Linked DNA regions of Mus musculus: region 2 is linked to region 1. Evidence: chromatin loops called from intact Hi-C (ENCODE). Cell type or tissue: heart. All regions are shown on one strand. Links, peaks and the distances in the headings refer to the core of each region. The heading gives the core; the rest is flanking DNA.

Region 1 (6,125 bases), core at 798-5,797:
CAAGCTTGTTGCAAACCACATGAGGCTTTATTCGGGGAAAGCCAGAGCTCTGGGGACGACTCATATCCCACGCAGGGGTAAAGGAGTCGACCTCGAGGGAAAAGAGGTCCCAGTTTTTATAGGCCCTCAGGGGGGAAAGGAGAAGTGGGGAATAGGGGATTTCCAGATCTAAACAATGTCTATTCTCAAGAAATGGGTATGGGAGGGGTACAAGGAAAGAGTCTAATGAAGGTGCAGCAATGGGCACACACCTGGTCAGAACATTGGCAGACACACAGGTTCAAGGAGTGGCCAGAGCATTGTGCACCTCTATTTTTCTAAATCAGTGAAGCTAGTTCTGCTAACACTGACGTCTATCTTGCCAATTTCAGGGCTTCTGTGTCCTTTTGCATTCTGCCAGGATCTTTCACATACACATATATTAAGCTAATATTTGCATTTCCCTCGATTTCATTATCATATGATGTAATATCACATTGATTAAAGATATCAGTAGTCAAGTGCTGTAAATGTATATTGTCACATGTAAGTTGAGTCATCATGCTTCAAGGGACAGTGTACCACGTTATAAAACATATGTGTTTGCAGCTGTTCTTAGGCTAGTTACAACATGTCAGGTGGAATTATGACCTTGTTATTGTTTTCCTTTGTAAATTAAGCATGACATAAGGAGTTGATATTATGTGTGAAGTTGACAAGGACTGAACTTGGGATGGCTAATCTTGGTTGTCAATTGGACTGCCTTTGAAGTAAACTAAAACCGAAGATGCTGGGCACCCACTTAGAGATTATCTGTCTTACCCTCTCTCTTCCTTTGTGAGATAAGGTTTCACTGTGTAGTCCTGGATGTTCTGAAACTCTCCATGATCTTGCTTGGTCTCAAACTCACAGAGATCTGACTTCCTCTGCCTCCCACACACTGGGATCATGGGTGTATGTTACCATACCCAGAGATACTAATCAGATTTTGAAAGCACCCTAAATCTGGGTGTAGTGGCTATTCCTGGTTGTCAACTTGACTATATTTGGAATGAACTACAATCCAGAATTGGAAGGCTCACCAGTGACCCTTATCCGAAGGCTGGGAGATAGAAGTTTCTGATCTGGATCTTGGTATGGAGATCTTGAGGCATAGTGGCTATGGATTCCAGAAGATTAAATCTCCGAGTTCAAGGTCATCTGGGATTAAAGGTGTGGTGGAACACACCTTTAATCTGGGCTACATCTTCTGCTGGAGACAATATAAGGACATTGGAAGAAGGGAGTCTCACTCTTGCTCCCTTGCGTGCTTGCCGCGTGGGACTGAGTAACTGCTAGATCCTTGGACTTCCATTCACAGCTGCTACTGACCATTGTTGGGAGTTGGACTGCAGACTGTAACTCATCAATAAATTCCTTTACTATATAGAGACTATCCATAAGTTCTGTGACTCTAGAGAACTCTAACTAATACACTGGGTCACACCTACTAACAGCTTATAAGACATGGAAGAAAAATTTTGCCTGCTTGCCTTCACTCTCTCTGGCAAGTTCATCTCTCCTGTTGCCGGAGCCCATACTAAATCCAATGACCTTCAGATCCCAATGAAGACCATACCCTGATAGCTCTCCAGGAATCTCCCAGGAGTCCAGCAACAGATTGGGGGCGCAGAAACATGCAGCTCCGCGGAATGAACAGCAACTGGATTCTCAGTTTTTCCACCATGAATCAGCCATTGCTATATCACCCCTGACACACCCTGTCAGACACTCTAACACCACATATATAAAACTAAATATACATGCATTCAACATATCAGTTCTGGGCATTTGGAGAGCTGGGATGGCTAGTCTTGGTGGTCAACTTGACTACATATGGAATGAACAGGAATCCAGAAATAGAGGGTGTGTCTGTTAGGGACGTTTTTGCTTGGTTTGAAGTGGGTGGATCCATTTCTGCTCTGAACCTTTAAGATAAAAAGACATACACCTTTGATCTGGATAGTGAGGTGGGGAGGTGCAACTTTAATCTGGGCCACACCTTCTGCTGGAAGCCTATATAAGGACATGGAAGAAGGAAGCTTTTGTTCTTTGCCTGCTTGCCCTTGCCTTGCTAGCACATCCATTCCTTCACTGACATTAAAGTCTGATTCTTTGGGATTCCAGTGTATACTGAAGACCAGCAAAGACCAGCTGAGACATCCAGTGTCACGGACTGAACTGAGCAACTACTGGATTCTTGGACTCTCTGTTCACTGCCATCCACCATTGGAATAGCTGGACGGCAGCCTATAAGTTATTCTAATAAATTCATATTACGTGTGCGCTCTCTCTCTCTCTCTCTCTCTCTCTCTCTCTCTCTCTAAGTTCTGTTAGTCTAACACAGAGAACCTGTATACATCCCTTGGCATCCCCATTCTCCCTATTTGTCTCTCTCACTTGTCCCCTTGTCTCTCCTTTCATGAAGGTTGAAAGACTTACTTATATTTCTTCTTTTTGTCCTTCAGGACTGGTTTTCATATCAAATTCACCACCCCTTTTAATTGAATTGTGAAATGTTCCTTTTCTAGCACTTAAAAGTGTCTGCAGAAGTTTGAAATAATTTGTTCTTTAATGTTTGATTAATTTAAAAAGTGAGTTGAAAAGTACCTAGGGCTTAGGTATTTCCTTCTTTCCTTCCTCCCTCCCTCCCTCCCTCCCTTTTTTCCTTCTCTCTTTCCTTCTTTCTTTTCTTTTTGAAAGTGATTGTTGTCTCCTGGCCAGTTTTAAAAAGCATGGCTCTATTTTGACTTTCCCACTTAAATACATTTTCTTATTATGTATTGTGTGTCTGTGTATGCCGTGTGTGGGCATACCTGTGACACAGTACCTGTCTGGAGGTCAGAGGGCAGCTTATAGAATTCTGTTCTCTCCTCCTGCCATGTAGGATTCTGGAGACCAAACTCAGGTTGTCGGGGTTAGCAGCAAGCGTCTTCACCCACTGAACCATTTCACTGGGCCCAGATAATTATCTTTTAAAGAAAATTGCTTACATCTCGCAAGCTTTCCAGATTATGAACATACAAGGTCCACTGTATCTAAATTCTTGTCCTTCAATCTAGCTTTCTTTACTTCCCTGATGAGACTTGTTTTTTCTTTACTGAGAAAAGCTAGGTACCAGCTAAGAGTTTTCATTTTTGCCCCTTTACACATGCCTTTGCTGTGTTTTCCAGGTTAACATTTCCCACACACACAGTTCAGAAGCTTCCAAGCGGGTTTTCCCTTCAAAGGCTTACCCCGTCTCTTGCCCCGCCCATAGCGCCCGGGCCCCGCCCCCAGGAGGCCCCGCCCCCGAGGAAACGGATGTGGGCTTCCGGAAGCCGGAAGCGGGCGAGCACTGTGGACCCGGAGTCGCTCGGAGCTGAGGCTAAGAGGCGGGCGGAGCCGGCGATGGCGGAGAAGTTTGACCATCTGGAGGAGCACCTGGAGAAGTTCGTGGAGAACATTCGGCAGCTCGGCATCATCGTCAGCGACTTCCAGCCCAGCAGCCAGGCGGGGCTGAGCCAGAAGCTGTGAGTGACGGCCCGGCAGGGCTCGGCGCGTCTGTGCGAAGCCCCTGCCCGCCGGCCTTGGGGACCCCACTGGGGCTCTAACGTTCATCCCGGGTCCCCGAGGGGAGGCCGGTTCTATCCTGACCGGACCTCACAGGGGAGGCGAGTTCCGTCCTGACCGGGGCGGACGGGCTCCATCCTGACCCCACTGGAGGCCGGTTCCACCCTGACTCCACTGGGAAGGAGGATCTGACCGCACAGGAGAGGAGGCTCAGTCATGACCCCGCTGGGATAGAGGTAGCTCTAGGTCCATCCTGGCCGGACGTGGAAGGCCGGTTCCACCCTGACCCCATAGGGGAGGAGGATCCCTCCTGACCCCACAGGGGAGGCTGGCACCACTCTGACCCTACAGGACAGTCTGGGACTACCCTGATGCCGTAAGGGGAGGTAGGCACCACGGACACTCCACCCCACCCCACCGCACTGGGGAGGTTGACTTCACACCTCAGGGGGGCCCTGAGCCACCTGCTGCATAGGCCTCGCTGTGGAAGAAGGCCACCACAGAGGGTTGATTTCTTGACAGTATCTTGTGTAGGCCTTGGAATGGCCTACAGGGAAACAACACAGTGTTCAGGAGAAGGCCTCACCGCTTATATATGGGACACTTTCCAGGGATCTGGAGTGGTTCTGGAGGGAGCCGAGGTTCAACCCACTAGGGATGGGCTTTTTCCTTGCTGACTGTGGGTACTGCACTTAAACTGGAGCCCACTTCTCCACGCTGTCTACCCTGAAACTCCATTCAGTGACATGCACTCCAGAAAGCTCTGCTCTCTCTTCACCTCCTTTCTGAGTTTAGAAGGGAAAAATTAAGCATCTGAACATATTTTGTAAGTCCAAAGGTGTCCCCAGAATCCCGTGGCAATTAAGGGTTCAGGTGTGTGCAGCATTAGGGAGGAAGAAGCCTGTTAAGGTAGCTAGCGCCAGTCTCCCGACTTCCCTCTGATCCCAGCCACTGAGCTGCCTTGGTGCTGGTGCTCCTGGGTTAGGAAGGTAACATGAAGGTACAGGCAGAGCAGACAGGTAGTCAGGTTCATCTGGGAGAAGGAAGCCAGCATAGCCCTAGCTGAGACACGGCCAGTCCTGCCTCTAGTGTCTGGACCTGGAAGCCGCCTCTCTGTGTTCCCACCCAGGGGAGACCCTTTTCTGGAATGAGAGACTGCCCAAGAAACCATCTCTACCCACAGTTCAGTCTCTTAAAGCTGGGTACAGGATTGTGTCTCACTTGGGATGTTTACTAAGGTATAGAGTTGTGGTCTTGCCCCTCAAGGAGGGCTTTGTGGGATGGGAACAAGCTGGCGCATTGCCTAGACCAGAGCCTGCTGTGACTGGCCTTGTTCTCTTATCCAGTTCCCGTGGCTATCTCATACCCAGCTGCCACCTCAGTTATCTGCCCCGGTGTCCTTGACCTTGGCCGTTTTAACCCTCAGGAATTGAAGCACAGTGGCCAGTGCCGTGTAGGGGTGTGCTGTGCTGTCCTCTGAACTAACCACGTACCCCACTCTGCCTTTTTCCCAGAAACTTTATTGTTACGGGCTTACAGGACATAGATAAATGCAGACAGCAGCTGCACGATATCACGGTGCCTCTGGAAGTTTTTGAGTAAGTATCACTGGGTCTCTCTGATTCTTGGTTAGCTGTGAGTGCCAGTGAGAGGGAGGGAGGCGAGGCCCAGGTGCCACAGGCAGGACCACCAGTCTTCTAGGGTTGTAGTAGGCTAATGGGGTTAAAAAAGGATAACTCTCTCTCCAGTGTTGTGTTGTTGAGAATAGTGTCACATGAAAATATAAAAACATGCTTCCGAGTTCAGTGGAGAAAGGCCTTCAGGCCACAGGAAAACCTCATAATTCTTAAGAGCTATACCTGGGTGTGATGGCATAAGCCTTTGATCTCAGCACTTGGGAGGCAGAGGCAGATGGATCTCTGACTTGGAGATAAGTTTGGCCTATAGAGAGTTCCAGGACAGCCCAGGCTAGACAGAGAAACCGTCTTGAAAAGCAACAAGAGGTGTGTGTGAAGTGTATTGTCTGTCTGTCTGTCTGCCTGCCTATCTATCTATCTATCTATCTATCTATCTATCTATCTATCTATCTATCTATCTATAGATATAAATATAGATATAGACACACACAAACGTGGAAAAATATTGTAGTCTGATCTTTGAGAAGCTTCCCGTGGTAAGCTGAGCCTGGAAGGTGGTCCGTCTTGTGTTGGAGGAAGATCTCAGTCCAGGTGGCTGTGGGGAGGCATCTTTCTACCAGAGTCTGTCACAGCAGAAGCTCAGAGGAAAGTGTTCTGCAAAATCCAAGGAGCTGGTGCCTTTAGCTTGTTCCCAAACAGGCCTTGATCGTATCATGGGAGAAATTTCCATGTTCCCACAACCTTGCTCTTGCACACTTGGAGAGCACGTGGACTTTCCAGAGCCAGGGTAATGTAAGCTCTTAGCAATTCAGCCCAGTGTTTTGCTCTGTGCAGCCACAGAGGTCACAGTCAACTTTTGAGCCTTAAACACCACAGCCTCCCTTGTGTTGAGGAGCCACCCGTTAACTTAACACACAT
Region 2 (6,125 bases), core at 582-5,581, 280 kb before region 1:
GCGACCGCAGACATTTGTAAATGTGATGCACATAAACTCACATAAGCACATACACAAGAATCAAATATGTAAATAACAGTATGAAAAAAAATCTAAAAAAATTTTTTTACTTAAAAATTACTTTTAAGCCACAGGTGTGTTGCTTCTAAGGGGGAAGCAGCCCTGCTTCTTCATCCAAATATCCCAGCCACAGGACGCCAGGACACCCAGACGCCAGGACACCCGGATGCCCGCCCTCCTTAACTTACACAGCATGAGCATTAGATGGTTTTTCTTCAAAATTACTCAGGGACTCCATTTTTATTTTTATGGTTGTTTGTTTCTTTGTTTCTATTGCTTTTCTCCTTGGTGTTAGGAACCAAACCCAAGGCCTCCCCAACCCTAGGGCCTCTTTTCCAAAGGACTGCGCCAGCCTGCTTAATATTCTAGTCTAAGAGAAGACTGGCCTTGTCCTCCTGGGCAGCCTTCCCCAGCATCAGCTCTCCATCCTGAGCAAGCCGTGGTGCAGCAGTTCTCCGGGACTCCCCTCAGCTGCCCGGGACAGCATCTCACTAGCCTTTCCAGTTCTGTATGGAGACTGGCCATGACAAGAGAGTGGTGCTGTTTAGTTGGAGAAGGTTGCACAGGAGGTAACACTGTCCATATGACAACAAGCTCTGTGTAGTATACTGTTCTCATCTCCCTCTTCAACCTTGAGCATCTCTGTGAAAGAAACCTCTTATGCCACTGTCACCTGCACAGGCGGGGTTTACAGCTTCCCTGATTCCCTCTTCCCTCCCGTGCATCCCCTGATGCTCACTGGAAGACAGGGAGGGAGATAGCAGTGACTACACTTGTGTTCCACAGCACAACCCACTGGGCCCTCACCTGTGCCTTCCCAATGGAGCCTTCTGAGGAAAGGCCATCTGCTTCTGTCAGAACAGCCAGGAGCTGTGCTGCAGGAGAGGGAACCTGGCTGCTCCACCGAGCTCTGACTCCCTCACAGGAGAACAGCAAAAAGAGCAGTCATGGAGCTGGGAGGGAATCACCCCACAGCCCTGAGAGCACCATCAGTCACAGCCAAGCTGTAACTGCTGACACTGGAGGCTTCTCCGGCTTCAGACGGACAACGGGACTCCTGTCGCCAAGGGCACAGGACACATTCAAAGACTAACTATGGTGAAGAGAGTTGCAGAGAAGCTGCCCACTGTAGGCACACCTGGGAGGACACAACCTTCAGAGTCAACTCAAGTCATGGGGCTGCAGGTGTATGCAAGGGCTGGGGCCTCCCCTGTCCATCTGCACTCCTGCAAGACACCAGGGAGGTCAGGACCACACTCCAATCCTCACTTCCAGGGGAATGCTCTTTACTTTTAACCCAAAGCAGCTTCTAAAGCCACTGAGACTGCCCAGGACTAAGGAATCACACTGTGGGTCAGAGTTAAGGACTCAGAAGGCACAGTGAGTTAGTTAAAGGGGGGAGGGAGGACCCAGAGAGCCTGCCCATGCCTGCCTCCATCCTAAGCAAGAAACTCATGCAGAGGCACATCTGACATTATGCCTGCCATGTCCCAAGGAAGGTTTCAGAGCTGGGCTCAGGGGAGCTCCCATAGCAGGGCTCACCTTCTCTCCTCCCCAAGCTCATTACACTAAGCCCTGTCCGCTTTCTTCATCCTACCCGGGATCGAAAGCAGTCTAGCAGTTTCCAAGGGCAAACTCCACCCAGAGAGCTGAAAGGTGCAAGTGCCCCGTGTCCACCTGGGCAGAGACCCAGACTCTCACCCCACCAGAAAACCACTCACCCTTTCTGGAGGTCTGCGGAGTCCCCCAAAGGCACGTCCCCAGCAGCAGAAAGCAAGCTCAGCAGCCTCTCACTAACATAACAGGCCCCCTCACTGTTAACTGGGCCACGCTCAAGCCAACACTTAACCTTACTTGTGTCTCTTGCTAAGCCAGGCTTGGTGCTGGCCCCACACAGCACAAGACTAGCTTCAGACAGGTCCTTTTTTTGCCATCCAAGATCAGCTCACGTGAGAGCAACCAGCAATAGTTGGAGCCACCTTTACTGTTAACATATAGGGCTCAGCTCTACTGGTGCCCGTTCACTAATTCCTTCCCACCCCCTCGAGAGGTCAGTCACAGTAGGAAACAGACAAGGTACCCTCTCAGGAGGCACTCTCTCACGCACACATGCCAAGCCAGTTAGCAAGCTCCTCCTCCAGGAGTCACCATTCAACACATGCCACCTAGACAGAAAAGGAAGAGTCACCAGGCAGCATCCAACGCTAAACTCTAGCTGGGTTTTGAACCCTAAAGTGAGCAAGTGGGGCTCTGAGGCAGGGCTCAGGCAAGAAGAGTGGCAGAGCCCAAGCACCACCGAGTCAGGCCTTCATCTCTCTTGGGTGGGTGGGGGAAGTAATGGAGGCTCTCGTGAAAGTTGGGGGCTGGTAGAACCTCATCCCACTGACCCTGCTGACCAAGGACACAGGCTAGGCCACAGTGCACAGAAGACCCCAGTCTTGGACTGCCTGAGCATCCTCCTCCAGAGAGTGGTTACAATGTGCTTGACATAGGAAGAGAGACCCAGACTTGGGGGACAGCGGCTAATCAAGAACTACAGACTTGGGAGTAGGGTGACAGGAGCCAAGTATGAATACCCAGGTGGCAATGTTCATCTGTACCAGGAAGGGAGGGTATTTAAAGAAGGGACCATGCTTGTGGGATCAATAGAAATACATGCCACCCATGCCAACTGCACCCATGCTAGACTCTAAAAGCACACCTAGCCCACAGAGGCACACATACTAACAAAACGCCACAGAAGAACACACAGAGGCTGACCAGCTTTACAGACCACCAGAGAGACCACATCAAGGGACACAACTCTCACCGAGGGGCAGATCATGCTGCTGATGCCTAAGTACCCAAGTGGAACTCTGTCAGAGGCTAGGATCCGTCTCCCGGCAGACACCATGTCCATTACAGTTATGTAACAATCCAGAAACCTCCCGTAGGTCCACGGCCACACCTGTCTCACAAAGTTCTACAAGCAAGCACTGCGGGGGAACTGGCAGAAGAAACCAGGCTCCTCCTGGATTTGTAGTGCATGCTGGAGAATCCCGACCCAAAGATCCAAGGCAGGTGAAACAAGTTGCAGAGGGGACAACTGTTTCTATGTAACACCCCCAACCCCTTAAAGAGTATCCGTGTTCCCCACAGACCTCAAACCGCAAACAGCCCCCTAAGAAGTTACCTCAAAGGAGTCCCAGGGCCTAGCAACCACCCGGGTGGACTTGAACTGGGGATGTCGCTCCCTGGAGTGAGGGGGAGGGGGGGAGGTTAGACGCCCTTTAAGAGCGGCAGGAACTGAGGCAAATCAAGCTCACCAGTCTTGAGACTACACAACCACTATTTTGTTTCTAGATGTTCAGAAATTCAACCAATAGGTTGAATGAAGAGCTTCATACTAGAAAAGTCTCACCTGGGGCAATTCCAGACCAACACCCCCACCTTGCTGTCATTGGGGACATTAAACCGCTAAGGTCCTCTGAGCCTTATGGAAAAATTTTTAAATGAAAACACCTTCCTGTGAGTTCACAGGAAAAAAACCTGAGTACTATTAGGTGGTTTTCAGAAACCCCAGGTGACGGTCTTTCTGTGAACGTCTGCCCAAAATTAAAACGTACGAGGTAACCTCAACACACACAAGACTCCACTTCTAAACCTCACTTGATGGCTAAACTGCACCAATACCAAAAACCTACTGTCTCAAAAAAAGGGAACAAAAATTTTTTACATTCAACCTCACTACACTAAGATACAGGATTTAGCCTACAGGAAAGAACACGCGTAAACGCTTCCCACTCTGACAGCCAGCCCTTGCTTCCCTGCCCTGGAGCAGAGGAAAGAAAGGAACCACTTTCTAGTCTAGCCCTAGGCCTCCATCCCGAACTGTCAATCCCCCCTGCCTGGTGGATCTCGATCCAACGGAGTTTTTAAAGTGCCCGCGCCGCTGGCAGCCCCGCGGCTCGGGCGCACTCACCCCTGGATGCCCGGGCTGTACGCGCGGCTCTTCCACGGCGTGCCGGGCCGCGCCGCCTGGGCCCCGGGGCCGCCCCCTCCGCTCAGCGTGGCCGCGCGGCTGCCCGACAGCAGGTAGTTGAGGCCATACGTGCTGGCCTTGTTCTCGCGTTTCCGCCGACCCGGGTGGAACTGGTGCTGCGGCGGCGAGCCGGCGGGCGTGGAGCCGCGTGGGCCCGGGTGTGCGTGGGCAGCACCGTCGGCGAAGCTGAAGAAGGTGCGGCCGCTGCCGGCGCGGCCGAGCGAGGTGCTGCTGGAGGACGACGACGAGCAGCCGGGACTCTCGGTGCCCGACTCGGCGTTGGACGACGACGAGGACGACGACGACGACAGCGACGGGGACTTGTGCAAGCGTCTTGCGCTGTCCGCCGCGGGCCCTAGCGCGGTAAGCAGCGCCGGGGGCAGCGCGGCGGGGCCGGGCGCCGGCGGCGGGGACGAGGCGGCGGGCGCCGGCCCCGGGCCTCCTGCTGCTGGTGCTGCGCGCCCCGCCGCCCCGGGCGCGGCCGCCGTGTCCAGCGCCGGCGAGTTGAGGCAGAAGTAGGACGCGAAGCCGGAGCCGCCACGGCCCACGCCCTGCGAGGTCTCCCAGATCTGCATCCACAGGGCATTGGCCGGCCCCTTCTGCTCCGGCTGGATCCAGGCCACGCGCGGATCCATCCACGCGCCGCCCCCGCGGGGCCCGCGTCGCCCGCCGCGCCCCGCCCCCGCCGCGCCCCGCCCCGCCGCGCCCCGGGCCGGCCGCGCGGACGGACGGACGGACGGGCCTGGGCCGCGCTCCGGTGCGCGCGGATGGGCGCGGGCGGCGCTCGGTGGGGCGCGCGGCGCAGCTGCGGTCCCGGTGGCTCAGGCGGCGCGGGGAGGGCGAGGGGGCCGCGGCGGCGGCGGCGTAGCGTGCGGGCGGCAGGGAGAGGCCATCGAAGGGGCGGTGACCGGCCGAGGGGGCGGGCCCAGAGCGTCGGGCCGTCAGTCAGTCACGGCGCTCCTGCGGCGCGGCGGCGGAAAGACGCCCTCGGCGGCGGCCGGGAACGGAGAGGGATGGGGGCCGCCGCCTCAGCTCCAATGAGGGGCGGGGAGGCGGCGCGGGGGCGGCGGCGCGGGGGCGCGGCCTCCCTCGCGGGCCGCGGCGCAGTGCGCACGCGCGGGGATTTCAAATCCTCACTAGACAGCGCCGCCTTGGTTACCGCGCTTGCGCACTGCGCGCTCCGGGCGGCGGCGGAGAGACAGTGGCGCGGGCGCATGCAGACCAGACAGACAGGGCGGGGCCGGAGGGGCGGGTGCGGGTCGGCGCTGGGCTGTGTGGGCCGCGCTGCGCGTGCGCAGACACGCCAGCGTGCCGGGTGGAAGTTTCCGCGCCGGCTGGTGTGCTGCGGTCGCGGACCGCCTGGGAAAACGAAACCGCTGCGACTGCACCGGGTCGAGCCCCCGCCCTCCCGCCTTCTCCTCGCGTGCTCTGTACGGTGGAGTGACTGGGCAGAGCCGGCCACGCGTGGCCCGTCGCTCGCAACGCGCTCCACCAAACGCGCCTGCTCTGGCATGCGCCGCGTGCGGGCGCCACGGCCCGTGAAGCCGGAAGCAGCTCTGGTGTCCTGTGCGTTTGGTGTGCGGGTCCAGCCCAGCGGGTGCCCGCTCTGCCTCTGCCGTCCTTGGGCCTCTGCATCCGGGCTCCGCTAATTTTGAGCATAAGAGAACTGCTTCCCTCGTGGTCTGTACCACCGTGGAGCAAACCTTACCAAGTACTTGGCCCTTCTCACACTGTACCAAGGTGGAAGTAAGGGCCAGGTAGCGTGCTTACTGCCTTCAGTCAGTAGCGTTAATGCGAATGAATGTTTTATCTCTGGCGTTTTCTGACCACCGGTGTATGTGGAGATCACAGCCAATGAGCAGAGCCTATGCTTTGTGTGTGGTCACGAGTGCCTGTAATTCCAGCGTTTGGGAGGCCAAGGCAGGACGATTGCAAACAGTACACGCAAGCCCTGAAGCCCTGTCCCAGAGTGTGTTGTGTTAAATACTACGGGAAAGAAAAACAGTTCTTGTTTGAACTCAATTTTTAATGGATCTGGGCAAAA

What was found. A loop is a pair of places that touch in the nucleus more often than their neighbours do. Peaks named below come from ENCODE experiments on the same cell type or tissue, not always from the same donor. Only the 100,000 strongest peaks of a DNase experiment are listed, where the experiment ranks them.
Region 2: a loop joins it to region 1, with 5 times the contacts of the local background. A loop is called at or near these places in 5 of 42 quality-filtered maps.

Annotation. Positions count from the first base shown.
Region 1 is chr13:69,806,523-69,812,647 of GRCm38, forward strand. Med10 (mediator complex subunit 10) reads left to right here and starts at 3,360. Exons shown (of 4, transcript NM_138596.2): 1 at 3,360-3,530; 2 at 5,085-5,168. The coding sequence starts at 3,409. In heart, for the core only: no CTCF peak of the experiment used is centred there; a DNase peak (open chromatin) is centred at 3,319; H3K4me3 peaks cover 1,959 bases; H3K27ac peaks cover 1,442 bases.
Region 2 is chr13:69,529,467-69,535,591 of GRCm38, forward strand. It overlaps Tent4a (terminal nucleotidyltransferase 4A), which reads right to left and starts at 4,398. Exons shown (of 13, transcript NM_198600.2): 1 at 4,022-4,398. It overlaps A930018O16Rik, which reads left to right and starts at 4,849. Exons shown (of 1, transcript XM_011244606.3): 1 at 4,849-5,985. The coding sequence starts at 4,849. The coding sequence ends at 5,730. In heart, for the core only: CTCF peaks have their summits at 3,524 and 5,528; DNase peaks (open chromatin) are centred at 4,105 and 5,295; H3K4me3 peaks cover 4,548 bases; H3K27ac peaks cover 2,072 bases.